Linked DNA regions of Mus musculus: regions 2 and 3 are each linked to region 1. A link is a loop called in an ENCODE intact Hi-C map of the cell type or tissue named here. Cell type or tissue: left cerebral cortex. All regions are shown on one strand. Links, peaks and the distances in the headings refer to the core of each region. The heading gives the core; the rest is flanking DNA.

Region 1 (9,927 bases), core at 1-5,000:
GAGTATGAATCAAGGGGGAAGGCCTTTGTTTGGCTCTCTCCGGTAAAATGGAGTCTAAAGGAAAGACCCCATGGATAGAGCACCCCGTCTCCTGTCCTGTCAGTCCAGGTTCACACTGGTTGGAGGTTGGGCTTCCATTTTCTTTTTACGGCAGGTAGCTCCCCTCTCCCCATCTGCTGTAGATGCCATATTGACATGTCTCACTCCCACCCGGCCCATGCGTGCTCCCCTTCCCTCGACCTCCAAAGGTTCCTGCTGCAATGTCAGCTTCAGTGGCAGCCTGGCTCCGCCCCACCAGCCCACCAGACACCTGCAGGGCTCCTCTTTGTCTCAGGCTGTTCAGTGCCAGGCAGAGTGTGTGCACGGGTGGTGTTCTGACTGCTGTAGGAGCTGCTGGACCAGCAGCCCTCAATCTCCCTCCCTCAGCACCTGAGCTATTATATACTAAGCCTCCGTGCCTTCTCTCTGGATTATACAGAGTTGGGGGGTGGGCATCTGCTCTGGGGCAGGAAGAGAGAACCTATCTCATCGATTTCTCTCATCTTGTCTATGAGCTTCTTCCCAGGATCCCTGGAATCTGGGTCATCTCTGACCCAGGGGATTTGAACACTTGTCTCAAGGACCTACCCTAGAATTTGACTGCTCCCCTCCCCCACTCTATAAGGCCAGAACCAGAGATGTATGTTCCTCAGTGCATCTGTGAGTTGGTGACCAGCTCACTCACATTGCTACTCTCCCACTATGTTCTTCTTAAAGAGAAGACCACAAAACACAGTCGGGAGAGCTGGTGGGAGGCATCTTCACTCTCTGCAAAGAACAGAGAGTTCAACTTTGTAGCATTTCCTGTCCCTGCACCTGTGTGCCCCTAGGAAAAGAACCCACTAAGTCCCGTCCTCTTTCCTCTTAATGTCTGCCAGATTACTTCTAATACCTACAGATATCGGGAATGGGAATCCAGATAAATCTAGGGGCCCTTCCCCCCTGCTCAGTTTCACCTTTGTGCCTGTGAATGTAGCATTAGGGTCCTGTCACCCCTTTCACCCCTTCTGGATTAGTCCCTCGGATACACCTTTTTCTTCCTCCCTAGCACCATCTCCTCTTGGGGCAGGACCAGCAGGGCTTTCTCCAAAAGCCATTGGCACCCCGTGGAAAGCCAAGGCACCATTCCAACCCTTTCATGGGTCCCACAACCGATCTTTGTCTGTTGTATCCGCTCCCAGGATGGTGAGCTGGATCAAGAGCGTAGAACTGGCTAACTGGGGTAGATGGGGGGAGGGGGGATTCCCTCCTATACCCCAGAATGAGACAGCAGCCTCATGGGGAGGACAAGAGGAAACACACAGACGCTCCGGCCTGGGCCAAAGCTGGGTGTGAAATACCGGATTTCCTTGTTTATTCGATTTTCTGATCATTAAGTGCTCCCAAGAGGGGCCAGAAATTACCACCCAAACAAAGCCACCTTCCATCAGTCCGCTGGGCCGCCGCTCCCCTGCGGCAGCCGGGCCAGCGCGCGTCGGCCCCTCCTCCTGGACTGCAGACTCCAGCTCGAGCGGTGCCCGCGCCCCCCGCCCGAGAACACGCGAGACAAAGCTCGAACCCCTCCTCGCACGCCCCTTCCCCGCCATCGACCCTTACCTGACGGCCACTTTGACGCAGCAGTCGCCCTGGCCAGCCATGGTCCTCCGGCACCAGGGTCTGGGCGCGGATCAGGGGCGGGGGTCCGGGGGCCACTGCTCCAGGCAGCGGCTGCGGCTGCAGAAGGCGGAGGCAGGGACCCTGCTAGCGAAAGCGACCTCGTAGGCTGGAGGTGACATGCTCGCAGGAGGCGGCAGAGGGGCTCAGCCGCGGCCGGCCCCACGGGGCTGGTCCCATGCGTCTCCTCCAGCCATCGCGCGGAGGTGCTGAGCTCGTTGACAGCGGGCAGTGAGACCCGCAGCTCCCTACAGCGCGGCACACGCGCGCGCACACACCTCCCACCCGGACCGCCACCTCCCGCCGCAGCGCGAACAAAGGGGGCGGGGGCCGAGCCACCTCAGGACCCACCCCCAGCCCCTCAGAGCCGCGCAGGGCCCCGCCCCTCCCAGAGGCCGCCAATAGAAGGCCCCAACGAGCAGCAGAGGCGGGACTTGAGCCTTTAAAGAGACCTCTTGGCTCCCGTCCATCGGGTGGCTGGGAGGGGCGGGGTAGGATTGGAGGGCTTGGGAGTGAAAGCGGGAGTGGCATGATGGACTCGTCCCTGGGAAGTTGACCATTCGGGAACCACGGCCCTCGAAGTCATGGTACCTCAGTCTCAGTGGGATCTTCCTTTCCTAAATGAGGAACGGGACTCAAAGAGGAACACCCCAAGGTCATACAGCGAGTCTGTGGCTAGGCATGGGTAAGAACCTGGTCTCTGGGCTGGGCGGTGTGCTGCACCTCAAAGCATCTCATAGAGATGAGCAATTTGCAATTTGAAAGAGTCAGCGAAGTGTCCCTTCTGCATTTATTTCGGTAAATCCGCCAACCTTTATTGAAGGGGATTCTTGTTGATGTGGAAGTAAATTTCCCCACCTCCACTCTGCAACATCTTTAAGCTCATAGTTTGCTTTGATGGCTGACTGGCTCAGGTTCTCCTCACTAAACCAGGGTCCCACTAACCTTTATGACCCACAGGGCCTGGTTCACACTCTTTGTGACAGTGGGGGGGGGGGGCGGGTTGTGTGTGGGGGAGTCGATGTGGGAGGCCAGATCTGCCTGGGAAGTAGTAGGAACAAAGAAGCACTTGACTCCAGATACCTGGGAGAAGCTAGAAGGCAAAGGAGGCCAGCGCTGCCATCAGAAATGTATATAAAGGATTAGCCCAGGAGACTTTTCAACACAGGGCTATGAGAAAGGAGACCAGTAATGTGAAGTCAAGTCCCATTCCAGTTCACCCCTGCACCCTCCCAGCCCCACTCTTCTCCCTGCCCCCCAACAACCAACATTAGGACCATTCACAGGGCCCCTCACCAGCTGCCCTCCCTTCCCAGGCTTCACCCAGCTCCTTCCTCTGGAAAAGGCCCAAGAGGAGGACCCAGCTGCAGCTCAAGATGTGGATGGAGACCTCTGGGGGAGGGGAGGCAGGGGAGTCTGGCTCCAAGCTTCTTGCATCAGCCTCAGATGATGAAACCCTGTGAGACGTCTTGGCTGGGATGTACGTTAGGGTCCTGAGGATCCACTTCTTGGTGCCATCATTCCCCACTCCCCACCCCCATCTGTGACTGCTCCACTCGGGAACCCAGGTGCCTGTTTGGAATAGTTTTAAGGGAAAATGTGAAAGTTAGGTCAGCTCATTCTTCCTACCCTCGTAGCAAACAGGAGGAGAGCCAGAGCCCCAGAGAGGTAGTGGTGATGGTGGTGTGTAAGGGGTCCTGGTGGGATCCTATATATTTTATTAATATTAGCATCTGAAACCCAAAGCCAGTGAATCAAATTCCTTAGAGCAAGAGACAGTGTTGGGAAATTGGGACGCTGCTCCCTGTCTTCTAACAAAAGGAGGATGTGGAGAGCTGAGCGGTGCTTACACGGGGAGGTACTTGGTGCTTTTGTTCTTGTTTGTTCTCCTAACCTTATGAGCCAGGTTCTAGCCTTCTCCCCTACCCCCAATTTTGCAAGTGGGGAAATAGTCTCATAAGCAACACACAGAAGATCTGGACTTCTGCAAGTGGTTCTAGGCGTCCCGATTCCTCTAAGGGATTCCTCTAAGGGCGTGCCTGTGGGGAAGGGAGCTGGATTGGCCCAGCTTTGCCCGGGGGTGCCACAAGCAACAGGCTTAGCTCTCCTGAAAGATAATGTGTTTTTACCTAAACTGTTCCCCCTCCCTCCCATCCCTGGACTTCTTTGGTACTTAACTCTAGCTTCCTGTTTGCCATAGGTCTGCTCAGACTTCCAGCAGTAGGTGACCTTCTGACTCAGAGCTCCGCTGCTGGGAAATGCCACCAGAGCTTTCCTCTCTGTGTCTCCTGACATCCAGGGTGTGCAGCTAGGGTAAGCAAGGAGGCCCATGGCTGCGGACTCAGGCCTCCTAGCCATTAGGGTTTCAAGGTTCCAGTTGCCCCAGCCACCCCAGCAGCTCCCTCTGGGGTTAGCAAGCAGGAGCTGGGTGGCTGAGGTCCAGACCCTGACTCCTGGGCTCTTCTGTTCAGGAGTGAGGGACTAACGGGGCTGAGGTCATGTGGGGATCCAAGCTGAGAAGGAGGCTTAAGCTGCCATTTGGAGAGATTTAGATTAGTTCAGGGAAAGACTAAGACAGTCTCTGCCCTCTCTGAGCTCTCTCCAGCGTCAATAACCACTGCTTCTTTGCTGTGTTCCCACCTCTGCCCAGCTGCTCTTCTTAATGAACCTTGATGTTTCTCAGGATCAGCTACTGCATGGAGCCCTCAGTGCTACACACACACACACACACACACACACACACACACACACACACACACAATTTCTCAGGATCAGCTACTGCATGTAGCCCTCAATGTTTTACACACTCTCTCTCACACACACACACACACACACACATACACACACACAGAGGCTCACACCCATTTTTCTCAGGATCAGCTACTGCCTGCAGCCCTCAATGCTGCACATGCATACACACACACACACACACACACACACACACACACACACACACACGGGTGGGGAAAAGGCTAAGCCCCTAACTGGACTCGACTATAAGTCTCAACTTCTATTCTGAGTTGAGTTCCTTCCCCCAGGCATCTTGGGTCCTCCATCATTTTTCCTGACAGGAGCTGTGGGCGTCTGGGCAGATGGGAACCTCGGGGAGGTGTGGGGAGCCCCCTCCAAATCAGGAAGCTCCCACGCAACTGTAGTTAAAATACTCCAGCAGTGACTTGGGGCAGCCATCTGGCCTGAGCTCTCTTAGACACATTCCACTTTTTTAACAGCAGTGCTATGGGAACAGATAAAAACATGGAAGGGATTCCTATAGGTACCAGGAATGTCCCCAAAGGAGGTCTGAACTTGTGTCTTCTTTCTGTGTCCCCTACCCCCTCCTTCAGGAACAGCATTGCAAAATCTAAATAAGCCTTAGTGTAAAATGGTGGTGGTGGATACAGAGCTCAAGACCTCGAGTTCTAACCCCAGGCCCACCCCAGCATCTGCGCTTGGATCTGTGGGAGCAGGCCTCAGTCTATCCTATAACAGTGTCCTTTAGCAGATGTCCAGCTCCAACCTCCAATGTCCAGCCAGAAGCAGGGCCCAGCGCTTCCCACCCGCAAGAAGCTCAGGACCCCAAAAAAAGATCCATTGAGCTGCAGACTCAGGAGATCTGAGTGCAGACGTGAACTGAGCCTCACTTCCTGTGTTTAGAAGGAGACAGACTTGGCCACAGAGGAAACCAGAGACTGTTATAAATAGCAAGGAAGGCAGAGAGCTGCCCATGGATTTCAAACATCCATCACTCCTAAAACAAACTCTATTTTTGGCTTCAAATAATAATTAGGATTTAATTAATACTCTATGTAACCTCAAACATTCTCTCTCTCTCTCTCTCTCTCTCTCTCTCTCTCTCTCTCTCTCTCTCTCTCTCTCTCTCTCTCTCTCTCTCCTTCATTCTATTTTTTTCTTCTTAAAGCAGAGTCTTTCTGTGAAGCACATGCTACCACTAAAACTCATGATCCTCCTGCCTCAGCATCCAGAGAACTGGGATCATAGGCACACCCATTGTACATGTTTCTTTTTGTTTGATTGTTTTGGTTTTTTGAAACAGGATCTCTCTGTTTTGCCCTGGCTACTCTGAAAGTCTCTCTGTATACCAGGCTGGGGTTGAACTCAAAGATCTACCTGCCTCTGCCTCCTGAAGCCTGTGGTTAAAAGCATGCAGCACCACCACCTGACTGTACATGGTTCTTAAACATGGTAACTTTACCCACCCTTCTACTCTGCTGTGCCTGCTAACAGTATCGATGTGGCCATTCTCATGGTCACCAGTCTCCATATCAACATCTAGACTCAAAAAGAACCCCCCAGGTCACATTATTCAGCCATCTTATTTTTGAATGAAGAAACTGAGGCCCCAAGAGGGAAAGAGATTTGTCCGAAGTTGCATAGGATGGTAAAGCAGGGGCTGAGCTGCAAGACTGGAAGTTCGGTTGCTGTGCTGCCCCTGGCAGCATGATAAGACCCCAAGGCTAAACATCTGAAATCAGCCTGTCATGCGTTTATAGTCCTGACAAAACTTTGGTCTGAGTGAAATAACGAAAGGCAGTCCAGAGGCTGAGTTGTGATCTTCTGAGTCACGGAGGTCTGGGCTCACATCCAGAACTCACATCCACATGATGAGCTGTGTAACCCCAAGTCGGTGATGTAACCGAGCCCAGCATCAGCTCCCACATCCCAAAGCGAGACGGAGCACGTCCTCATCTCAGGACCATCATGGAGTTGCAATGGGGGGAGGGAGGATGCACATCAAGAATTCCACCCAGTGCTTGCCTCAAAGTAGATTTCAGTCCTTCACATTGTTTGCGGGTTCTCCATCTTTTCTCCAATAGACTCTACCTCTGTCTGGCCAGAGGGGTAGGTTTACAAAAAAAGATGGAGAGGGACTCTCAGGAGTGAGCAAGAACAAGGTTGTGAAGATGAGGTGTCATTAGTGAGGGGCCGGGGTGGAATTCAGTGGTAGAAGGCTTGCCCTGCATGAGTGGAATTCTAGGTTCGTCAGCTAAGCCTTTGGCGTGAGATCTGCTGGGTGGATCGGCAGATCTGCAGGAACTTAGCTGCCCTCTGCTGATGACATGGCAGCACCTTGGGCTTTCCAGGAGGAGGCCTTAGCCTTGTGCACCCTTTCCTACACAGGTAACCATGGCCTGCCTCCCTGGGGGCTGGGCCCCTGAAAGGGGAGAGTTCTCACTCACCCTGTAACCACGCTGGATGTGTCACACACGTTTTCACCTAACCCTCACAATCATCTCTGGGGTACACCATTATCGTGACTGTTTTTCAAAAGAGGAAACAGGTTCAAAGGTCACTTGGCTAGGGTAGTAGTCATTAGTGTGCTGTTCCTGTATTTCCCGAACTCTGCCTTTCCAGCACAGGGCTCAGGACTACATGTCCTTACTCCTCTGATAGTGAGGGACCATGTGACTTGAACCAATAAAAAGTGAAGCTTTGGGAGGCACTGCCACTGTCACACCTGTACTGTTCACAGAGCATAGATGAGAAATAAACTTTTCTTGTGATCAGCGGCTGAACGTGTAGGTCCTGTGTGGTCCTGGCATAGCCTAACCTACTCTGACACAGTTGGTAAAAGCAGACGCAGAGTCTGGAGATCTCCCATCTATAAAGATGCCAAAAGGCCCAAGTGATTTCCAGGGCCCTAGCCTGCATACAGGTAGAAGCCCCCTTTGGATTTTGGGCTATTGAGAGGTGGATAGAAGAAAGTCTCTCTCTCTCTCTCTCTCTCTCTCTCTCTCTCTCTCTCTCTCTCTCTCTCTCTCTCTCTCCATCCTGATTTGACTAAGATTTTACTAAATTTCCTGGTCACTGGGTTGTGGTGATTAAAGACATACACGGCTAAATATTAACCCTTTGGATCCCATGGCTACACTGGCTGTGCTGTTCTACTGCCTGGGCGTCTTCAGGAACCACCCTGAGAAGTCACTGGAAAACACTAAGGACCCTCTGCCCCCACCAGTCATCTCAGTCGGAATTATTCCCAGGTCGGATATCAGGACATATCTGCATTTGTCTCTAGCTCAAAGATCGTTCCCTTGGGACTTAGTTACTCCTCCATGAAACAGAGCCGCTAAAAAGGGTTATGGTTGCTGCTCAGATATTGCAGGACTAACCCATTCTAGAGCATAAAGACCTCAGAGGCACAGGCAAGATATTAACGGATACTTTTTCTGAATGTTGTAGCGAGCATGTGGTGAATGTTTGAGTTTCATGCGGCAATGCAATGCTTCCAGCTCCTGGAAGGAGAAATAATTATCTCCACAAAGCAATCCAGTAAAGTCATGCTACAATCACAGAGCGCGATTCAAACCCAAGCAAGCTGACGGGGACTCCATCTCGTGTTGAGCTGCCGTGAAGGAAGAGACTGGATCTGCCCCTTGACAGCTGATGGGCTATGAAAGCGAGTAGAGCACCCTAGGAAGTTGCCTGCTTTGGGTGTGTATGGGGGTGATGACATCAGCTTTTGCTATAGGCCCAAATGCTCACTGGCAGGGAATGGGTACAGAAACAGACCTGCTCACGACGGAATCCTATTCAGCAAGGAAAGGGGGTGACCTACTGGTACATGACTGATGCAGAGTAGATGAATCTCAACTGTACTCCGGGAAAGAAGCAGACCATAGCACATGCTCCCTAACCTCACTGAGAGGAACAGCCTAGAAAATATAGTGACCCTAACGGGTCAGAAAACAGATCAGTGGTTGCCTGGCAAAGCGAGGGATATAGGAGTGGTAGGGGGCCTGAAGAGGTCAGGAGGGGCTGCAAAGGCGCACAAAGAAAGTCTTTCAGATGGTCTTACATAGATCTCTGGATGTATCTCTGTAAGGCAAAGCAAACCATTGTACGTGTTACATATGTGCAATTAACTGTTAATTTTACCTCAACAGCACTCCTCTGTCTGCAGAGGTCAAAGGTCATCATCTGGTATCTTCCTTAGTTGCTCTCAGAGTCTCTCATTGAACTGAGGTCACCCTATTCGGCTAGGCTGTTGGCCAGTGAGCCACAGGGACCCACCTGCGTTCACCATCCCCCCCACTTTCCTAGCCCACCTACGTGGGCCATAGTCATAGTACCCAGCTTTCCACATGGGCACGGGGAATCTAAACTCAAATCTTCATGCTTATCCAAGCACTTTACCAACAAAGCGATCTCTCCAGCCCAATGGAGCTATTTTTAAAAGGTAGCTTGCTTCAGCTTCCGCTTTGCACAGAAGTGCAGATTGGTTGGCTTATCTGGGGTCATAGAGACAGAGGACAGCAGTTCTCAGCCCCTGAGGAACTCTCTCCCTTGCGCCACATGTTATAGGGCTCAAAGGCCACCCCCCACCCACCCACCAGAGGGAGGCAGTGACAGAGAACATGGCATAGAACAGGAGAGGGATGCCAAGAGGAGCATCAAGAGGCGGTCAGTCAGGGCAAACCAGGAAAGGGAAGAGGAAAAAGAGAGCAGACGAGGCAGGTAACAAAGGCCCAGAGAGCTGAGGATACACAGCAAGCCTCCAAGATGGATCTCCAGAGGGGCTCGCCCCTCCTCCACAGACAGCACTTCCCCGCTGATGAAGTTCGCAAAGGCCACTCCTGTCCTTGAGTTATTGATTCTCCGTCTCTCTGGACGCATCATTTCCTTAGCTCCGGGAGACATTTGCCTGAGCCAGGCCCTACCCAGAAAATTGCCAGCAAAGAAGCACTTAACACTTTACATTCTAAGTTAACCTCGATGGCGCCAGCTCTCCAGAAACCCAGCCAGCCTCAGGACGTCACTGGACAGTGGTCGATGTCAGTCCTCAAGTAGTGTGTGCTGGATCTCCTGGCCCACGCTAGGAACAGTTCAAGGGACCTTTTGACTCTGAAAGTCAAGTTGGCCTGAAGTGACATAACTCTTAAAACGTTTGCCTGTGTCCCTCCTTAGCGCCTTGTTTTCTGAAACTTGAAGCAGCAGACAGAGAATACATTGCCTTAAGCAGAATCAGTGTCAGGAAGGTCAAGGGAGGATGCAGAGAAGGCTGAAAAGACCTTTCTTCTCCTCTCTGCTCTGTAATCTCCAAAGTAAGTTGGAGAATCCAAAAGGAAGGCTCAGACTGAGTGGAGCAAAGAGCTTAAGTCATAAACAAAATTAGAAAAAGCCCAGAGGGCCAGTGGCAGTGCTTCACGCCTTTAATTCCAGCACTTGGGAGGCAGAGGCAGGAGGGTCTGGGAGTTCAAGGCCAGCCTGGGCTAT
Region 2 (9,927 bases), core at 4,479-9,478, 69 kb after region 1:
TTTCTCCTGGAGGGAAGAAGGTGGGGACAAACATGGTCACACCTTCCTGCTGCACATTCTTAGTGGTCCCTTGCTCTAGCCTTGATCTGCACTCCAGCCACCAGCTTCTGCTACTCCTAGATGCCCCCCCCCCCAGCTCCCTACTCCCTTCAACAATTCACCCATAAGCTGATCCATTAATGAGGTCTTCCCTGGCAACCAAGTGCAGTTTAAGCCACGTCCAACCTTTCAGCTCTTCTTCAGAGCTTCCTGTTGTCTTCTTAATATCTAGCTGAAGTGCCACATATATATTTTTATTGTGTTCTTTAACTCTTTTCACACCAGAATATGAACTCCACAATAGGGTGAAATTTCCGCTCATTCTCCCCCTCCCCCTCCCCCCATCTTCCAGGACCTTGAATTGGATGAATGAATGGATGATCCTATGTTAGCTACTTGACGCAAGCTAGGATCATCTGGGGAAAGGGACTCTCAATTAAGAAAATACCTGACAGACTGGCCAATCTTATCAGGCATTTTCTTCACGAATGTGAGAAGGCCCAGCTCACTGTGGGTGGTGCCAGCTGTGAGCAGGTGAGGCTGAGATGTGTAAGACCATATAAGCCAAGCAAGCCATAAGGAGCAAGCCATGAGGAGCAAGCCAAGAAGCAGTGTCCTCCATGGCTTCCTGCCTCCAGGATCCCACTCTAAGCTCCTTTATTGACTTCCTTCAGTGATGGAGTGTGATCTGACAGTTGTAAGATGTAAGAGAAACCCTTTCTTCTCCAAGTCCCTCTTAGGGGTAGTGTTTTCTCACAGCAATAGAAACTCAACTAAAACAGATCCCAGGTGACTTCCAGTATAGATATTTTCTCTCTTCCACCATCCAATGGACTAAAGATAGAAAGTAGGGTAGACTTAGCACCCCAAATGACCCTCCCTTGATAATCAGGGTCCTTCACTCTTGTTTATTTTCCTGGTATCTCCCTTTGCATACCCACTACAGCTGACTACAGGCAGCCACATCCCAGCAGGGGGTTGAGAAAACTGAGTACCCTGTGTAAGAGGGTGAGTGTTGGTGAGTGGCCAAAGTTTCAGCCTCCTGAAGATGGCCTTGCTGAGTCTTCCATACCCTGCTCTGTAGCCTGATCCTCTGGGTCACCCTGAGCCTGTCCAGGTCACCCTTCCCCTACTCAGGGCCCGGGCAAGAGCTATTTCTAACTGAGAAAACAGTTCCCTCCTGGCTGGGCTCCGGGCTCAAATGGTTTTCTTGCAGTCATCTGCATCCAATAGTCCTGGTTCTCCAGGTTCCTCACGCAATCCTAGCCCCCTGATGGAGTATCAGGGCTGTACTCTGGCAGCAGGAGGTTAACTGGTGCATAGAAAGTTGTTTTTTTAACAAGAAGGGGTCTGTAACCCACAGCTCACTAGCCCTATAACTATTACCCACCAGTACCCATTCCCAGTCAAGCACCGCAGGGCTAGGGAGGGCCTCTCCAGGAGCCTCTCGGGGACCCCCCCCTTTTATTATGATTCAGGATCCTTAATTGTGGGCATAACCAGATGGGGAACCTGGCCACCCCAGGAATGACTTGGAAGAAGTGGAAGGAGAAACAGAGGCATATCTGAGCTAGACCTGTTCTTTTTAATCTTGCCTCCCAACTGCTCCTCAGTTTGTAATCCCAAAGCTTTCTCTTTACAAAAATATAGTGTACCTATATGAAGGCACCTCCATACTATTCCATTAACAGGGCTGTTGCTAGGGCCCAGGTTGAGCATCATGGGGCAGGGGGATTGTGGGGCAAATCTTGGCTTTATACAAGAGAGTTGCCAGGGCCAGTGTGTCTATCATCCCCACTGAGAGAAATGGGGTGAAGACATTGTGGTGGGTCCCCTGAAAATCAACTGGGTGGTTTTCTCTCTGTGTAGTAAGCATCAGGTCCATCCCTCATGGGGAAGGCACATGTAAGGAGAGGGAAGTTAAGTCAGCTTGTAAATTTTCAGCCTGATTCAACCCCTAGGGGACAGACAGGAGAAGTTTTGTTGAGGGAAGGGAAAAGCAGGACTCAAAATAGTTGTGGTGCTCATAGGCTGGGCGACTGGCCATGTCACCCAGAGAGCTGCCTGCACCTGCTCCTGTCTGTCTGTCTATCTCTTGGCCACAGAGCAAGCTTGTAGGGGCTGTGGGCCACAGGTGGAGTCACTTGGGATTCATAGCCCATCAGCTCCAAGATCCAACTCTCTCTGTTTACCACTCTGCAACCTAATTCTGGAGTGCACACAGCATGACCCTCACTGTGTAGACATAGACCAGGGGTATTTCCATTCTTGCTCCATAGGGACAGTATTATCAAGGTTACATTGTGCTGGCCCCACTCCTCTCTAGAGGCCCACAGAGGAACAAGGGCTATTCAATCCCTGGGTAATTATTATTAAGCTTGAGACTAAACCCCTGGGCAGGGACTGGCTGGCATCCTGTAATCAAAGTCATAGTCTCTCTAAAGCATTTTCATCATTGTGTGTGGGAGAGCCTGCTGTCAATCACGGAAGGCAGGAGACACATGGTGTACATTCTCACTGGCTGTCTCAGTTCCTTGTGTGTAAAACAGCTAATTCAGGGGTGGTTAAGAACACTGGCTGTTCTTCCAGAGGACCTCAGTTCAATACCTAGCACTCACATTGTGGCTTACGAGCACCTATAACTCCAGTTCCAGGGGATTCAATGCCCTCTTCTGGCCTCAGTGGACATTGTATACACACACACACACACACACACAGGTTAGACACCTATACATGTAAAATAAAATAATTTTAAAACTGATATAATTGTGCCCCCACCTCCAAGAGCTGTCCTGAGAATTAAGTGGCATCCTGTAAGAGGGAGAGTCCCATAGCTTACAGGTCTTCTACATGCCTTGCTCTTTGGGGAGGGGTCGTTCTGCTTGCACCATGGCACCCACAGTCCTCTATTGGTCTTCACAGAGCTGCTGGGTTGGGCAACATCAGTGACTGGCACATCAGGAACTCAACATGTTCGAGCCTGGACCTCTCTTTTCCCTTGAACCAACTCTTCCTCCTATGTCCCTGCCTTGGCCTATAGTGTCCATTTACTCAAGGCAGGGTCTTTCCGGCCTCGGATCCCATCAGATCCAGACATTTCTGTTGCTCCCGCCTGATCCATCCATCTCATCTCCGTTGGAGCTGCTTCTGCCTGCAGAGCAGCCCGCTCACTCTCCCTGATCTGCAGTCACTTGTCCCCTTCCGTGCTCCCTTCTCCCCTAGCCCCGCTCTACCCTGGTCACTTCAACTACTCCTGGTCACCAACATCGATGTAGTCTATCAGGTAAAACCATAGAGTAGGTGATCCCTTACAAACGACACCGCTGGCCTTGACTGCTGGCCTCCCCACTGTCCCGCAGGACCCTGACCTGCCAAGTGAGATGATTTTCAGATTCTCTGCATAACTTACATCCTGAGCCTTCACTTACCTATGATCATGTGATTTCTCTGACTGCCTCCCAGGAGAATCTGCCTGAGGTGTCCTCTGTATTGCCTGTGACCCTGTTTGCTTTCCAGTGCCTCTGCTGAGTTGCAGCCTCCTAGGACCCATGTCATCTTCCTCTGTCTACTGACTATACGAGGTCAAGTATCTTTGGCCACAAGAACAGGTGAGAGGGACCATTGCCTGTTAGGATCAGGATTTGGGGAAGATGCTAGGGTTTCTCATAGAGGGGCTTCTTGGGGTGAGTTCTAGGAACCAGGAAAGGTAGAGTTTGAAGACTGCATACTTCTACCTGCTGCTGGGGCTAGCTTTCCCCACCCCCCTCATATCTAGTTAAAAGAAATTTTGGCTCAGGGCTTAGACCCTTGCTGTTCCTTCTTCATGGAATGCTGCTCCTGTCTTCTTTCTGTCTGGTCCCAGCTTGTGATCGATCCCTTCTGGGTTACCATCCCTATTTCCTAGCTCCTATCTGATGACACATCACTTTGGCTTGGTTTGGTTTTTAGCAGACTTCAAGACTTAATTTACCAACCACCTGCTTATCCACCTAACTGTCCCCTGACATAGGACTCTTGGCTCAGTTCCCTGCGGTACCTGAAAAGGTGCCTGACAGGTGTGGTTTTGGACAGTTTCAGGACCTACTGTCTAAGAGACAAAGTATGACTCAGGTGGCCTGCAGATGGCTGCTACCACTGAGGCAAGAGGAGATCACTGGGCTCTGAGAAAGCTTTGTGAAAAGCCCACAACCATGCTCAGCTTCTAACTGCAAGCAGATGACCACTGTGGGTTTTCAGGCACACAGCAAGTCCCGTGTGGCACAAGTGAAGTGATGTCACACAGCAGAGCAGATTGGAAGTCATAAGCAACAAATAGGCTCTGATACCAGTCTAGGGGAGATAGTCTTTGATCCTGGGTCAGACTCTTGGCCTTCCTGCCTTCCTGAGCTCTTGGGAAGACTAGGAAGCTGCTTGTGAGGTAGAAACCTGAATGGCTCCATCACCAGGTACCAAAGGCAAGAGGGTCTTGTCCTCCCACAGAAAGGCCTCTATCGGAGCTTTCAGGGATGCACTTGCTATGTAAATCTGAGCACAGGCCTTGCATCTGTGCCATGTTATGCTAGAGTCAGGCATTCCCAAAGTCCCAGTCAGAAAGAGCAAGGTTCTCGATGATGTCATTTGCACTGCCTCTATCCCTGATGACTCCCACTCCTCTATTCCCCTGATGACTCCCACCCAGGCGTGCCTGAGGCTTTGAGAGAAGATGATGGCAGCCAGCCAGACTCCTCTGCAAAGGGAATTGCCCAGAATAGTCTCCCTATCTGGGCCACACGGCCAGCTATCCCCATCTCTCCTTCCCTTGCCCCACCTGAAGAACCATGGTCTGGTCTGCCCTCCTGTCTGAGGGAAGGTCTTCCGTGTCCCCCATGAAGGGTTCTGGAGTCGACAGAGTCCAGTGGAGCTTCTGGGGAGATGCTAAGATGCAGCATCAGGTGGAGAGGGCTCCTTCCTTAGGAAGCAAGCACAATATCTGCACAGACAGGAAGCTTAGAGGAGCCAGAGGTGCTAGACACACAGGGTTCACTCAGTGGGGCCTGATTGCTTCAGGGAGACCAAAGAAATTATCTCATGGGAATTTGGTGCCAGGTAGAACTTAGGCTGAGTGGTCAGCAGGGGTCAGCTGGGTGTCCCCACACATCCCTTTACACCTGGATTCTCCAAGCTGGTACTCGGGGGCAGGCCTGGTGGGACCAACACAAGACACTTCTATAATGGTAATGGCTGCCTGTCTCCTGGCTTCACCCTTTCTTGCTTTTAGGAGCAGACATCAGGGGATGGCTTATTGTTGTTGGAGATGTCTGTGGCACGGTACTGTGCATTGGTTTCTTATGGTTGGAGATTCACCCCAGGATGAGAGGTCAATAGAGTGGGGTTCACAGTGGCAAAGCTCTGAAGGCTCCTGAAAGTGGAGTCCATCCCATTTTGATCTGGTTCCTGCCCTAGTAAGAGTAACGAGTGTCCATGACTCCTGTGACCTTAGCATTGGAAAAGGCACAACTCAGAACAGACAGGGGGTCAGGGGGAGGGGAGGTCACAGTCACCAAGAACAATTGCAGCCAGTGATTTCTGCGCTCCAGGCTCAGGGGAGGCATGGAGTGGGCTCCGAGAACTCAAATGGAGGTTCCCAAACGAACTCACAGGGAAAGAAGACAGTGTGAACTGGGGCTGGGTCCTGATGCAGTCCCCATATTTCCTGTTTCCTATATGAGAGAAGCAAGATATGTTCTTGCTTCCCCCCTCTCCCCCCAGGAAGAAGAGAAGCAAAGAGAGGTTCTGCAGGGGACCTGGGCTTTTGTCTCACTCCTGTCCCTTGCCAAGACTTCTCTGGTGAGCCAGCCTGCTGGGCTGCTGCTCAGCCACCCTGTCCACTGATCTCTCTGGTCCTGGAGTCTCCCTCACCCTTATTCGGAGGTGATGGACAATGACCAGTTGAAAGATGAGGGAAGTTGCTATATTTATCTGGATGAACCCTTGCTCAGATGGCCATGACCTGGATGGGTCACTCATGTCAGTCTACATGGGAGGCGGGGTCTTCATCCTCCTCCACACTAGTTTCTTCAGGTCAAGTGGGCAAAAATGTTGGGACCCTGTAGCTATGAACTCGAGGCTGAATGATGGGGGTGGGGTGCGGGTGGGGGCAGCGTGGCAGGGAAGCAGCAGGCCTAACCTAGAAGGGCTGAGGACTAGGCTGTCTTGGGTGATAAAGAGAATAACAACAGAGCCTGTTAAGCAGCACTCACATGCCAGGACCTGTTCTAACCACACACACATACAAACACACATACATACACACATATGCACACATACAAACACACATACACACACACACATACACACCTACAAACACACATACATACACATACATACATATACACATACATACACACCTACAAACACATACACACACATACACACATACAAACACACATACACACATATACACCCACATACACACACATATGCACACACATACACACACATACACTTACACATTCACACATACACACACGAACACATACACACACATACACACACATACATATACACGCACATACACACACACTCACCCCACACATACATACACACACATACACACGCACACACATACACACACATACACACACACTCACCCCACACATACATACACACACATACACACGCACACACATACACACACACACACACACATACACACACACTCACCACACACACACATACATACACACACATGCACGCGTGCGTGCGCGCGCACACACACACACACCCCAGATCTTCAGTAATGGAAGTCCTACACAGTAAGCGCCCTCACACCCTGCTTATGAGTAAGCCAAAGCACAGAGGGCGATGTGCTGCTTTCTAGAATCACACAGCCAAGTGGCAGAACTGAAACATGTGCAGAGAGTATAAGTGGGGACCCCACAGTCTCAACCACCGTGCCGCGGTGGAGGGGGAGAGACATCCACATGCATTTGTTGGATCCTGCCCACAACTGTACATTGTCCCTGCTGGCCTGGGCACAGCATGACTTTGGCTGAGAGCTATCAGGGCTGGAAGAGCAGAGGAGGGAAGGAATGGGCTCATTGTATAATACCTACGTACTAGGCTTGTGTGAGGTCACTTCACAGAGACCTAACAGTTCTGAAAGGGGAGGTACCCGCCCCTGCTTACAGGAGGGGCAATGGAGACTGAGTTTAGGGGACGTGCTAACAAAGGTGCAGGCTTGTCTGACTTGAAAGCTCTTTGGCTTCCCCTGGCGTCCCCAGAAAGGCTGCAGAGTATAGCACATACCAGGGACTCGCCCAAGGCTTTATTGTTCAGTCCCATCTGCTGCACTGGTGGGAGGGAGACAGATTTGGCAGGGAACAGAGTGTCCAGAAAGGGACCTGAGCCCTTGCCGTGGAGAGAGGGTAAGCTCTGGGTGGGGCAAACACCATGAATCTGTTTTATTCTCATTGTTCCTTATTGGGAGCTCTCTTGCACCATCAGGAGCTTGCTGCTGAAGGTCCCTCTGTTCTTCAGAGTGGGTGACCCGGTCACTAGATCCCCAGATTGTTCTAGAACAACCTGGTTCTGACCCTCTGAAAGCCAGGCCAGAGCAGAGCCCTGACAAAGGCCCAGCCTCCCCAGATGGTGGAGCAGAGCGGGCCACTGGTTACAGGCCTCAGCAGGACATTCTGGGCCCTATAAAAAGACAAATACCCTGGCTGCCAGAGGCTTAGCCTCCAGCCTGCAGAGGACGCTGGGTGGCAACCTGAACCCCAGGAATGTGGCAGAGGCCTGGAGTGTCCTGTGATGGCTTAAGGTAGGCTGATCTGGAGTGGAGAAGGGACTAAACGGGTGGCAGTCTGGAGAGTAACTCACAGTGCCCATGTAGGAGGCAGTATCTCCTGTGACTGTTAGGAAAAACATCCAGAACTTAGAAGCAGAGCGCCAGGCCATTGTAATGTCAAGGTGGGACTTTACTAATTCTTAACATGTATTATTTTGTTAGTTAGTTAGTTATTGGAGGAGGGTGAGTGTGCCACTGTATGAGTGTAGAGGCCAGAGGATAACGTGTGGGAATTGATTCTCTCCTTTCACCATGTGGGTGGGTCCTGGCCATCTGACTTGGGGCAGCAGGCCTGGCAGCAAGCACCCCTACTCACTGAGCCATCTGGTCAGACCCACAATGGAATATTTTAGGAGTTATTTAACTGTCTAAGGCAGGGTCTCTCAATCTCAGCCTAACTGGCAATGGGGTCAGATGATTATGACTGTCCTGTACCATGCAAACATATATACCCGTACGTGCGTCTACTCCTCTACTCCATGGTTCTAGACATTGCAAATGTCCCTTGATGGCCTGGAACACTCGTTTTGTTCCTCCTTTGGAAACCACTGCCTTGAGGGACGTTCCTGTGTTTCATTCTCACTACTGGGTCCTGAGAGAAGGACTATGTAGAGACATAGCCCCCGAGGTTAGTTTTTTTGCCCATAGGCTGCGTATACGCCACTAGTCCTATTGTGTCCTTCATTAACCCTCCTCCTCTAGCTCCCTGTGAACCAGCCTCACCCTCCTGCTTATTCTCGTGAGAGGATTCATCGCTGACACATGCTCTTTCTCAATCAGTTAAGGCTCACTCTGTGAACATCATACTTTGACCTGAGATTGCTTTGAAAGAAGAGATTATAGAAAAAGCAATCTGTTTATAATTGGTAATTAGGGATGCTGGTCATCATGGATGGTTTTCATGGGTCCCTTAAGGTTGGCCAGAAATACAGCCACAGCCCTCTTGAAAAGTGCCTTGAAGCCAGGCCAGGGGCAGACCTCTTTCAAAGCTTGGGTTTGGGGCAAGACAGGAGAGTTTGGGGCTGTGCCAGCCACAGCCCTATCCCCCACAGCAAGGTTCTCTCCTGGCAAGTCAGTCCCAGAGGTTAGATCGGACACTCCGAGCATCTTCTCTGTCCTGAGCAACAGTTTCACAGTCAGTAGAATCAGGATTACAGTGAGAGGTCAGAGCTCTGATTGCTTCCTCCCCTGCCCTCTCTCTTCCAACGCTGACTGGTCTGCAAAGGACACAGGCATGGTCCAGAGCCAGTTGGACCAGGCAGTGATTTAGCCTCTTTGCATCTGAGGTGATGCTAACTGGGAAGCATACGCACTAGTGGATAGAATGGAGCCTTCCGCAAACACTCAGTGTTGCTGTTGCCCATGAGGAAGTCTGGTTGGACACACTGGATAGAATGGAGCCCTCCAAAAACACTCAGTGTTGCTGTTGCCCATGGTGATGATGGGGAACTAGGAAGGCTGGTCGGACACACTGGGGCCTCAAAGATGAAGGGCTAAAGTGAGCAGGTATAGATTTATTTCTTCCCATTACCAGGAATCGAACCTAGGACCTTATGGATACTAGCCAAGCATATTATCATTGAACTACATTCTCTCAACAGAAGGAAGGATTTTTTTTTTTTTTATCTGACATAATCATTTGGCACAGCCACTGGAGATTATATCCTTGGATTCTAGAATAACCTAAGGATCTAGTGGCCAGGGCCTGCCTGGCTGGGTCACCCATTCTGAGGAGCATGGAGACGCTCGACATGCAGCTCCTAATGGTGATGTACAAGGTGCTACAGGCCAGAAGATCCTCATCCACACAGAAGCCTCTCTCAAGTATACCAGGTTATTCCACCACAAACAAGGCTACTGGGGAATGTGGAAATCATACAGTATGTCCAAGAATGCATCTCCATGTGCTACCCCTTGTCTGTTGTGTATTCCCATAACTCCGTGCCCTGTCTGGGCTTCAGTTTCCTCTTCTGTTTGGGATCTGTGGCTTCCCTGCTGATATACAATAGGCAGAAGGATACTTCAGGCCCAAATACAGGTCTGGTACTCTCATGGAATGC
Region 3 (9,927 bases), core at 576-5,575, 78 kb after region 1:
TAAATTATGAAGTCATGAAGCAGAGGGTGGGCCAAGAGTTCTCCCTAAGTCCATGGACACGGGTAATTGAGCTTCTTTTGTAGAAGACCCCAGTGGCACACAGCAGCATCTCTGACAGCAGAAGCTGCACTGCCCTGCCTTCGTTGAGTCCCACTCCCCTTCCATTCCAGGAACTCTGTTATTTCCATTTCCAGCAAGCACACATTTAGCACCCAGCTTCTCCCCAATTCAGAATAGATTGCCATGGAAACCAGCCTGAGAAGAGGCAGAAAGAGGCACTCTGGCCCTGGATATATGCAGATTGGCCTCCTCTCGCCAAACTCTGTGGTTTCAGTGCAGAGAAAAGCCCTGGAGTATGGGACTCCATTGAACTGTCCTGGTGTGTGTGTGTGTGTGTGTGTGTGTGTGGGTGTGTGTGTGTGTTAGTAGAGAGGTAGCTGAGCGCTCCTGGATGCTGAGCAAGTATCTCACCCTTGAGTCATATCCCCTGTCAGCTATTTGTTTCTTAGTAGACTTCTCTAGAAGTGTGCCACCCTGTGAATACATCTAACAGAAAGGGGCTGGATACATTAAGGATACATCAAGATCCAAGGGCTGGAGAGGTGGCACAGTGGTTAAGAGTGAGTACTGCTCTTGCAAAGGACCTGAGTTCAGTTCCCAGCACCCACATTGGGAAACTCATAACTGCCTTTAACTCCAGCTCCAGGGAATCCAATGGCATCTTCTAGCCTCTGAGGACATTATAAGTACCCACTCAGAGTCACACATGTAGGCAAAGAATAAATAAAAATATTTTTTAAATGTGCTTAAGAGCAAGTTCCAAAGACAGTAAGACCAGGGTATGAGGCCTGGACAGGAAGACCAGGGTATGAGGCCCTGTTGGAAGCTTATATGGGTGCTACCCTGCATGATGTACCTAGATTCCAGGGTTTTGTTTTATTTTTATCTATCTATCTATCTATCTATCTATCTACCTATATCTATCCATCCATCTATCTATTCATCTATCTATCTCATTTATTATCTATTTTTTAGACTAATATTATACCATAGAGATCACTGTAAAGATTCAATGATTCAAAGATGAAAACCACTCACTGCAGAATTTGCTGTGTTGCTGGTGAAGGGGCAGCAGAGAGTGGCACTGTAGCCCTGTAATGCCCTTTCTACAGATTTCTATATCATATGCCCCTAGCAGCTCAGTGTAGGCAACCTTCTGGAGTCTATCCAGGGAAGGAGGTTCATGCTCAGCACCCCTGGTTCACCTTGCTGAGGCCCAGCCTTCCACATCTGTCTTGGTACCACTTCTGAGAGTTCTTGGGAAAGCGCCATGAGTTTGCACCTGTTGGGTGCTTGGCACTGTGAATATTGTCTGACAGCTATCATGGAATTGGGCTGAACACGTTTAGTCTGGGAAGCTTCGGGGCCACTCAGTAGCTCAGCAGTGAGGACGCCAGTCTACGCTGTGAGGGAGCCACGGTAGCAGCATCTCCCACAGAAACCAAGTGACTCCCAGGCTGGAGCTGCAGAGCTTGAGAGGAAGGGTGGGAAGGCTTGCTTACCAGGCCGAGGTTCAGAGTGTTGTTGTCATCCTCTGGCATGGGCAGGTACACTGCCAGGGCCACACAGTTGGCAAAGATGGTGAGCAAGATGATGGTCTCGAAGGGTCTGCAACCAGGGTTAAGGAGAGCCCTGGAGCCATCTGTGGGATCTGTGGGGTTGAGGGCATGAAATTCCTAAAGGCCAGTCTGAATAGTCACTATAATGCTAAGAGAGAGTCATGTGGCGGGGGGCTTGTACCCCAAAGTGGCTCGGGGGTAGGGTTGGAGTTTGATTATGTTCAGGCTGAGTAGGATCGGGAGAGGGGGAAATGGGAGGAAAACCAGATTTTCAGAACTATGTGTACACACTCATGTGTGCAGGCTTGCACTCCCAGGACACCCTCCCCCCGTACGCCCCAGAACTATGTGTACACACTCATGTGTGCAGGCTTGCACTCCCAGGACACCTCCCCCCCATACTCCCCCCCTCCAGCAGCTAATTCATGAGGGCACTCTGGGTGCCACCCTTCCTGACTGGCTGGTCATTTAGAAAGCAAATGTGAGGAGGGAAAGCCAGGCAGAGTCCTTGGTGCATAGGCGGGGTGGGGAGCGAAAGGCACGCTATGTAGACAGATTTGGATAAAATCCTGTTTTCATCCCAGAAGCTTCAGCTTTTGAAGAGAGATGGGGGATGAGGGGGGGAGTAGCACAGAATAGATCTGTAAGAGAGTGGGCTCAAGAAAAGGGATGCCCTGCCAGGGGAAGCTGCTCTCACCAGAGAGGGCAAGGAGGAAGGGGGCTGGACGTGATGTGGCCTGGCAGAGTGTAGCAATGCGGATCAGACTCGACTCCAGACCCGCTGTCTCTCCATGGCTCCCGTATCCTTCCAGCTACTCCTCATTCTCCATTTTCCCAAGGAACAGCTGATGGAATCCCATTCCTCCAGAGCACGTCAAAAATATTTCAAATATTCCTGACTCTCTCAGAACCCACTCAACACGGGCCTCCTCTCTGCAGCCCCTCCTTACTCCCCCCAAATAGCCCAGATATTATCATTGTTATTTCCAGAACAAACCTAGAGAGAGATTGAGGTCCCTGTCCCCCAGGGTACTACTTCTGAGCTAAAACATCCAAGTTTGCTCGCCAGCATCCAGGAGCCAATAAGAGCAGGCCTCCCCTCGAATCCACTTCTCCAGTTCCATTTGTAACTGGGACTCTAGCCAGTGGAAGTTGTCCCTGGACTGTCAATCGTTTTCCACTCTCCCTCTGTGGAGGATTTCCTCAGGAGCTGCTCCGTCCTTCATCTTATTCAAAATCTTGGGTGGTACCCCCATGATGACAGAGACCTGAACACACTTAGAAAGACTCCTAAGAACACAGGCCCTCCACAAGATGCTCAATAGCTCAGTGGCTCTCCCCTATGACCCGAGAGTTGTCCTCAGGCTCCGAGAAGCCCCTTTCCATTGTGGCGGAGACCTCCCTTCCTGCTTTCGCAAAGGTTCCTTTTGCTGGTCTAGGTGTAGGTTCACCCCTTTCCCAAGAGCCTGGGTCACCCTGATGCTAAAAGTCCAAGCTTTGTGACCACCCCGTACCTTCCACCTCTGCCTCCCACCCACTCCCTGCTCCATCTCGCTCAGGTGCTAGAAAGGATACTTCCATTCCACGATGCTGATGCAGGCCTTCCTCAGGGGGTTCTGTAGAGTCAGGCAGAACAAGGCCCGCGGGGGCCTCGGCAGAATCTCAGGAACAGGTTTCTTCGGCTGCTTCTTCCTCAGGCCCTCGTCCTGGGGTGAGGGCGGCTCCATGGCTTTCCCTGACACCCCTCTCTTCCCCCAGCCCACTGCCCTCTCCTCCCTGTGTCCCCAGTGCCCCCACCTTGGGGACTGGACCTGACTGAGCCTATCCTGCTGAGGCAGGCAGACGGGTCGGGCGTGGGGGCGGGAGGATTACTCTCTCTGCTCCCAGCGAGTAAAATTAGCCCCTGCTGCCCAGCCCAGGCTCCTGCGGCCAGGCAGCTGTCATTCCTTCCAGTCCAGCCGGTGACATCCCCATCTGCCCCCGAGGAGGCAAGGGCTGGGTGTAAAGGGGTGACTTATTATATCCAGGCTTGAGACGGGGTAGGGGCAGTGGGAGACAGGAAGGCTTCACAGCTGGGGCAATGAGGGTCAGGGAGAGGAACCCGTGGAGTAGAGCCACAAACTCCAAACAGGTTCCTTAGATGGAGATTAAGTTTCTCCCCACCCCAACTCCGTGGCTCTGTCCAGAGAATGTGTTGGGTGGTGGCCTAGCTCAGCATAGCTCCACTCACACCAGTCTCAGTGTCTGTCAGGATCTGCCCAGGACCCTCTCACACTTGCCGCCCCCAATGCCTTCTTCTGGCAAATATGGAGCCCCTCTCCTACCAGAGGGAAAGGCTCCAGGCAACCTTGAATGTGCACTGCTCTCACAGGGCCCCTGGTCCTCCAATCCCTCACTAGACAATGTCTGTGTGCTTTCTCCCTAGAACCCTGGCCTCTCCCATATTCAGTCTCAGCATACACACTAATCTCTCTGGAAATGTTAGGTGACTGCACCAGCTAGCAAACATTGCAAGGTGGAGGGTGGGCATAGACAATAATTCAGGAATCACAAAATTCAACAATCCCTTTTTATTTAGTCCTTGATGTAAACACAATGTCAGTGGACCCTAGAAGCTTACAAGTCTTGGGGTGGGGGAGGCGTTAAGTCCAGAAGAGACTGAAGGGTGGGAGAGGGGAGGTGATCACTCGCTGTCAAGGAAGCCAATGGGCACCAGCGACCTCTCCCTCCCTCTCTCTCTCTCTCTCTCTCTCTCTCTCTCTCTCTCTCTCTCTCTCTCTCTCTCTCTCACACACACACACACACACACACACACACACACACACACACACACTTCCCCTAAGTCTGTCAGCTCCAGGGTGCTGAATGCAAGCAGCTGCCTGTCTTCACTTCCCTCGTCCCTCCCTCAGAATTCCTGCTCTTTAGAGGCCATCAAGCTCCTCGCTAGTATTTGAGGCCATCTTGTGGAAGGTTCAGGCATAACAGAAAGTGTGGCTGACTTCCAGGGGACTTGGTGTGGTGGACAGCAGAGCTTCGCTGAGGCTGGTCCAGGAGCTGTCCAGGGCTCTGCTCCTCACCGCAGACATCAGCTCCTGGGATCCGTATCTCGCCATCTCTACCCCAGGCCCTCACATCTGGCTCAAGTGGGTGGAGGTGGGATCACAGACCTCGAACACCACTGTTCTTTGTCCCGCACAGATGACCCAGAAGCCCCCAAAGCTGTTCCCTAGAGGGGCAAGTCCAGGCCTCTGGCCAGATCAAAGGCTGGGTTCCTCCGACTCCAAAAAAGGCGACGAGGAAAAGGGGGATCCACTGGACTCGGCCACCAAGGAAGAGGGCTGCGGCACGTTGCTGTGGCCCGTGTGGGCGGGCGGCGGGGAGGTGGCGGGAGGTGGCGCGCCGTCGGGGGTGGCGCTCAACAGCTCCTGCAGGTACTTGATGTAGCGGATGGCGGCGCGCAGTGTCTCCACCTTGCTGAGCCGCTTCTCAGTCAGGGCGCCGGGGAGGTGGCCGCGGAGGCGCGCGTAGCCCTCATTCACGCACTTGACGCGCTGCCGCTCTCGCTCGTTGCGCTTCTGGATGAAGGCAGGCTCGAACGGGTAGTCGTAAACCCCGAAGGCGCCGGGAAAGGGCACGTAGGGGAACACCCCAGTGTAGGCGTCGTAGTAAGGCGGCTCGGAGTGGCCGGGGTACAATAGAAAGGGTACGTTGCTCAAGGGTTCGGTGGCTGCCAGCGGCGTCTGTCCAGCAGGGGCCACGACACCTAGCTGCATGCCCCCCGGGGGCCCACGGTCCACCAGAGCTCGGCAGAAGTTACTGTTCATTGTGCCTCGTGGAGCTGGACCCAGAGTGAGGCCCTCTGAAAGGCCTCTGCACGGGCTCTGTGTGGTCCTGACAAAGGGGACAAGTCACATTGCTAGCACTCTGGGGTGCTGCGAGTTGCTAAGGCTTCATTTTGCCTTTTTGGGTTGGCTTGGACTCCTTAATGTGAGTCATAGCTCTGGACAAGTGCAGCAGCTAGCAGAGGCACAGCAGGTATCTGCTGTGGTCGCGCCTGCGGTGACATGTGTTGAGCAATCTGAGCACTTTCTCCCTCTTCCCTGCCTGGTCCTCCTGGACTGAGAGTCTTGCCTCTTCCTGCAGTCCAAGGCCGCCAGCACTGCCCCTGGCTCTAGCTGCGAGCCTCCATGACCAGATTCCCCCAGCGCCCAATTCTTGTTCCTCACTGGATCTTTTTGCAGGATCCCGGATCTGCGGGGGATGTGGGCAGAGGCGGAGAGCCCGTCAGCTCAGCAGAAGAGTTCCCAGAACTTTGCTAAAAGTAGAGAAAAGTGAACATATCACTAAGGAAAGGCCTTTGTGGTACTCCTATCTCCAGAAACAATCAAGAGGAAAGAGGGCGGGGATTTGGAGAACTGTTGGTCTGAGCTCAAATCTAGGGTTCACTCCTCAATAGTCAAGTGACATACATCTTAGAGTCAGAATTCCATATTTGGAGAGACAGAAAACATCCTTTATAGTTCCTAAGATGAGAACCAAAAGAGTACAAACACATTCCAAAGCACCCGGTACTTGGCCTGGCAGATAACGGCAGCCATTAATATCATTTCCTCTGAGAATTCAGATCATCTCCTCAAGGCTACCTTCCAGGGCCTGACAACTAAAACTTGAGACAGTCTACTGGGACAGGGGGTTTAGAGAGATGGCTTTGTGATTAAAAGCAGGTACTGCTTTTTACAGAGGACTGGGTTTCCAGCAGCCAGGAGCTCACAACTGCCTGTAACACTCACTATAGAGGATCAGAGTCCCTTTGCTTCCAAGAGCACTGTGTCCACCTGCACATATCCATACAGAGACACATTTAACTGTAATACCATTGTTTAACGGAGCTAATCGAACTAGCAGGAGGAGTTGGAGCAACTATCTCAAGTTAGCCCAAGCCCCTCTCTGGTGAATGAAAGATAACCCTGATTACAAAGCCCTGGGGGTTAGCTATTTCAAAGCTTCCTGCCCCGCAGACTGTTGTCACCTTCCCCTTCCCTGTCCCAGGTCACATGGGTCCAGGAGGACATATGGGTCTCAAACCCTCTTGGCTTTCTCCTCTATGGCACCTTACAAGGTGTCTTCTTTTTTTCTTTTCTTTTCTTTTCTTTTTTCTATCTTTTTCTTTCCCCTTTGGCTTTTGGAGACAGGATTTCTCTGTGTAACCTTCACTGTCCTGGAACTCACTCTGTACCTGGCCAAGCTGAGCCATGTCCCTAGTATGTAATAGATGCTTCATAAATCCTGTCTGAATAACCAAGAAAGAGGATTAGGCCAAAAACTGGGTTTGCCAGGGTGGGGCATAATTACACGTAGCCATTCCCTGGTTTTAGAAAACTGTTATTTAGGAAATAATTGGTCTGTGTTGAGTTTAAGTGCTGCCAGAGCTCATCAGCTGTGCATATCAGATTTGAGCACTATGCCCTGCCTCTCTGGCCCTGCTCCCTGTCCCCGTGTGTGTTCACAGTGTTCGTAAGTGTCCTTGGAGTGCTCGTAGCTCTGTTCTTCGTTCTACTCTTTGAGGACGATGCTCAGAGTTTACTGATGGGTGAGTAGTCGACCTGCATTGAGAGAGTGGGGGCATCCCGAGGTCTTGGCTGTGGTTCAGCCTTGTCTATCTGGCAGAAAAGAGCCAGTCCTCTCCCTGCCTGAGAAGCCGGTGGCAACCTCAGATTTTTGAGTGTCCTCTATACCCTCCCGCAACAAACCAACAAGGATCCAAAGTCTCAGAGTCTCACACTTGCTAGAAGGTGGAAGCTGACGTATGAATCATCAGGACTAAAATTCTTATCTTCCCGCTCTTTGTAGCTGACCTCTAGAGCCTCCCACCAATGGTAGTTTTGACATATAATAAGAGTCAGCTTTGGCAAGATTCTAGCTCTCCTGGTGGGGCTCCCAGGCCCCAGCCTGTGCTGTCCAGGTTGAGTATCTGAGAATTTACTCAGGACGTGAATCCCAGTGGGCAGGGCTAAAGCTTTTTCTTTTAAAGCTAAAGTCCCTCACACCATGCTGGGCACATAAAGATTGTTCAAGATACTTGCCAGGATTGTTCTGTGTCTTTAACTTTTTGAAATAGAGACTTGATTGCTTATATTTGATCTGACAGAGGGCAGAAGTTTATTTGTATTAATGACAATTTTAGGAACACAATTTCTCATGATTGATTCAACATGAGAACTTATTTTTAAAATAAATAGTGCATGCATTAGCATTTTTTTTTGTTTTTTGGGGTTTTTTTTTTTTTTGGTATGTAACTATTCAGAAAGGTGACTCAAACAGAAGCCCACTCCAGTCCGCAGACTTGCCGTGAAATAATGATAATTTTAGCTGTTATCCGTCATGATGTGTTCTAAGTGATGTTCTCTAAACCTTCTCAAGCTCTCACACCACTCTTGCGAGGTAGTTAATATTATCTAGTTTTGCAGGCGAGAAAACACAGACACATTAAGGTTAAGTCACTTGTCCTAGACCTTGTGGTGAGGAATCGTGACCTAATAAATGCTAATCAATCCTGCCCAACTTCCTCCTCTTCTGTGGCAGTTCTCTTGGTGACTGTGCCACCTGATCAGGGGATCAGAAAGGCTTGAATGTCCAGGCAGTGGAGCTTAATAAATCTGAGCTCCTGCTGGAGGGAGACCCCACTGCAGATTAAAGTTATCGCGCATTTAGGGTATGCCGACAGAGGTCACCCTGGTCACCCCGGGAAAGGTGTCTTGTTAGTGGTGGGGCATGGAGTTCCTTTTGGAGCTAAACATTATGATCTCACCCCTGAAACCATGATGAGAAAATCCTTTGTCCGAGTTTAGAAGCACACACCCACACCACCACCACCACCAACAACCAATCAAACAAACAAACAAATAAACAGAAGCAGTGGTCCCTTTCCCAACTTGTAAATCTATGAGGATCAGAGAACCTGCCCTTGGGCTCCCTGGTAGAAATGGCTGTCCACAGCGCCATAGTGTGGTGAGGAGAAAAATTGCAAGTATTTTTGAAGGCCCTGACCCTGTGTTGTCTTGGAGACTGAAGGTCCCAGGACCAGCCAGGAAGAAGCTGAGTGGATTTCTGTCACTCCACTATGTTTACCTTGAGTTTGTTAAATATACACATCACATAAACTTTCATTGCACATATATGTGCAATTACCTGTGTTTTGTTGTGCATGGAGTGCATATTGGGCGCCTTACTAGATGAAGAGGTGGTTCTGAAATAGTGCAGCCTTCCCTGTATATGTCGTCCCTAAATGCTTTGCTTTCTCTCTCTCTCTTCACTGGGGCTGGAGTTGGGGCCTGAGGTCAGAAGAAGGCTGAATAACTTTCCCACGGGCAAGCATGGCTCTGGAAGAGGAATGAAGTTCTTCACATTTTTGCTGAGTTTCCTATGGCTCTAAAGTACTTAGTGCACCGTGGTGCTTTCTGGCAGCAATGAGAACACTTCCTGAGCCTCCCGTCATTCAACTGCCCTAAACCAGAAGAGGCACTCTGTAGATGGAGATGCTGGCTTTCACCATCATCCCTCCCAGCCCTGGGCAAGGTAGTCATGAAAGCCTTTCCCCAAACTGCTCCACAGTCAAACAGTTTGATAAACACAGCCTGCATCCTTCCGCTTGGGGATCCATGGGGTCTTGAGAAGCTCTGCAGTAAAGAAACCTATTTGTGTTGAACCACACAACACAAATGCAAAATGAACTACACAATACTTTAAAGAAATGCTTAAACCTTAAATATATTTTTAGGAAACTCTGCCTAAAATATCCAGAATATGAACTCTAAAATGAAAAGGCTAGGCAGTGATGGCTCACTTAATCTCAGCACTCAGGAGGCAGAGACAGGCAGATCCTCTGATTTTGAGCCCAGCCTGGTCTACATAATGTGTCCCAGGACAGCTGAAGCTGCACAGAAAAATTCTGTCTCAAACAAAGAAGAAGAAAAGAAGAGGAGCAAGAGGAGGAAGAAGAGGAGGGGAGGAAGAGAAAGAAGGGGAAAAAGAAGAAGAAGAAGAAGAAGAAGAAGAAGAAGAAGAAGGAGAAGGAGAAGGAGAAGGAGAAGGAGAAGGAGAAGGAGAAGGAGAAGGAGAAGGAGAAGGAGAAGAAGAAGAAGAAGAAGAAGAAGAAGAAGAAGAAGAAGAAGAAGAAGAAGAAGAAGAGGAGGAAGAAGAAATGTCACAAATGTCACACGTCTGCTTGGGGGCTTTGTCTAATAGCCTATAAATATTTTCAAAGAATAACCTGGCCACTCTCACAAATATATATTAAATGCCTTCAAAT

The links. A loop is a pair of places that touch in the nucleus more often than their neighbours do. Peaks named below come from ENCODE experiments on the same cell type or tissue, not always from the same donor. Only the 100,000 strongest peaks of a DNase experiment are listed, where the experiment ranks them.
Region 2: it touches region 1 in a loop (2.9-fold over the local background); 6 of 42 quality-filtered maps call a loop at or near these places.
Region 3: it touches region 1 in a loop (4-fold over the local background); 6 of 42 quality-filtered maps call a loop at or near these places.

Annotation. Positions count from the first base shown.
Region 1 is chr1:136,123,471-136,133,397 of GRCm38, reverse strand. It overlaps Kif21b (kinesin family member 21B), which reads right to left and starts at 2,008. Exons shown (of 35, transcript NM_001039472.2): 1 at 1,636-2,008. The coding sequence starts at 1,676. Gm15850 (predicted gene 15850) reads left to right here and starts at 2,215. Exons shown (of 3, transcript NR_046170.1): 1 at 2,215-2,377; 2 at 3,893-4,005; 3 at 5,615-5,679. In left cerebral cortex, for the core only: a CTCF peak has its summit at 2,061; DNase peaks (open chromatin) are centred at 1,283, 2,099, 3,049, 4,819 and 2 more places; H3K4me3 peaks cover 2,849 bases; H3K27ac peaks cover 4,485 bases.
Region 2 is chr1:136,059,000-136,068,926 of GRCm38, reverse strand. It overlaps Cacna1s (calcium channel, voltage-dependent, L type, alpha 1S subunit), which reads right to left. Exons shown (of 44, transcript NM_001081023.2): 3 at 1-6. Among named protein-coding and RNA genes, the nearest start is that of Cacna1s, 11 kb to the right of the region's middle. In left cerebral cortex, for the core only: a CTCF peak has its summit at 7,289; DNase peaks (open chromatin) are centred at 4,724, 6,912 and 7,308; H3K27ac peaks cover 884 bases.
Region 3 is chr1:136,046,320-136,056,246 of GRCm38, reverse strand. It overlaps Ascl5 (achaete-scute family bHLH transcription factor 5), which reads right to left and starts at 5,443. Exons shown (of 1, transcript NM_001270609.1): 1 at 4,877-5,443. The coding sequence starts at 5,443. The coding sequence ends at 4,877. It overlaps Cacna1s (calcium channel, voltage-dependent, L type, alpha 1S subunit), which reads right to left and starts at 3,436. Exons shown (of 44, transcript NM_001081023.2): 1 at 3,195-3,436; 2 at 1,563-1,668. The coding sequence starts at 3,346. In left cerebral cortex, for the core only: a CTCF peak has its summit at 4,588 (motif pointing left); DNase peaks (open chromatin) are centred at 2,824, 3,361, 4,574, 5,175 and 1 more place; H3K4me3 peaks cover 890 bases; H3K27ac peaks cover 3,397 bases.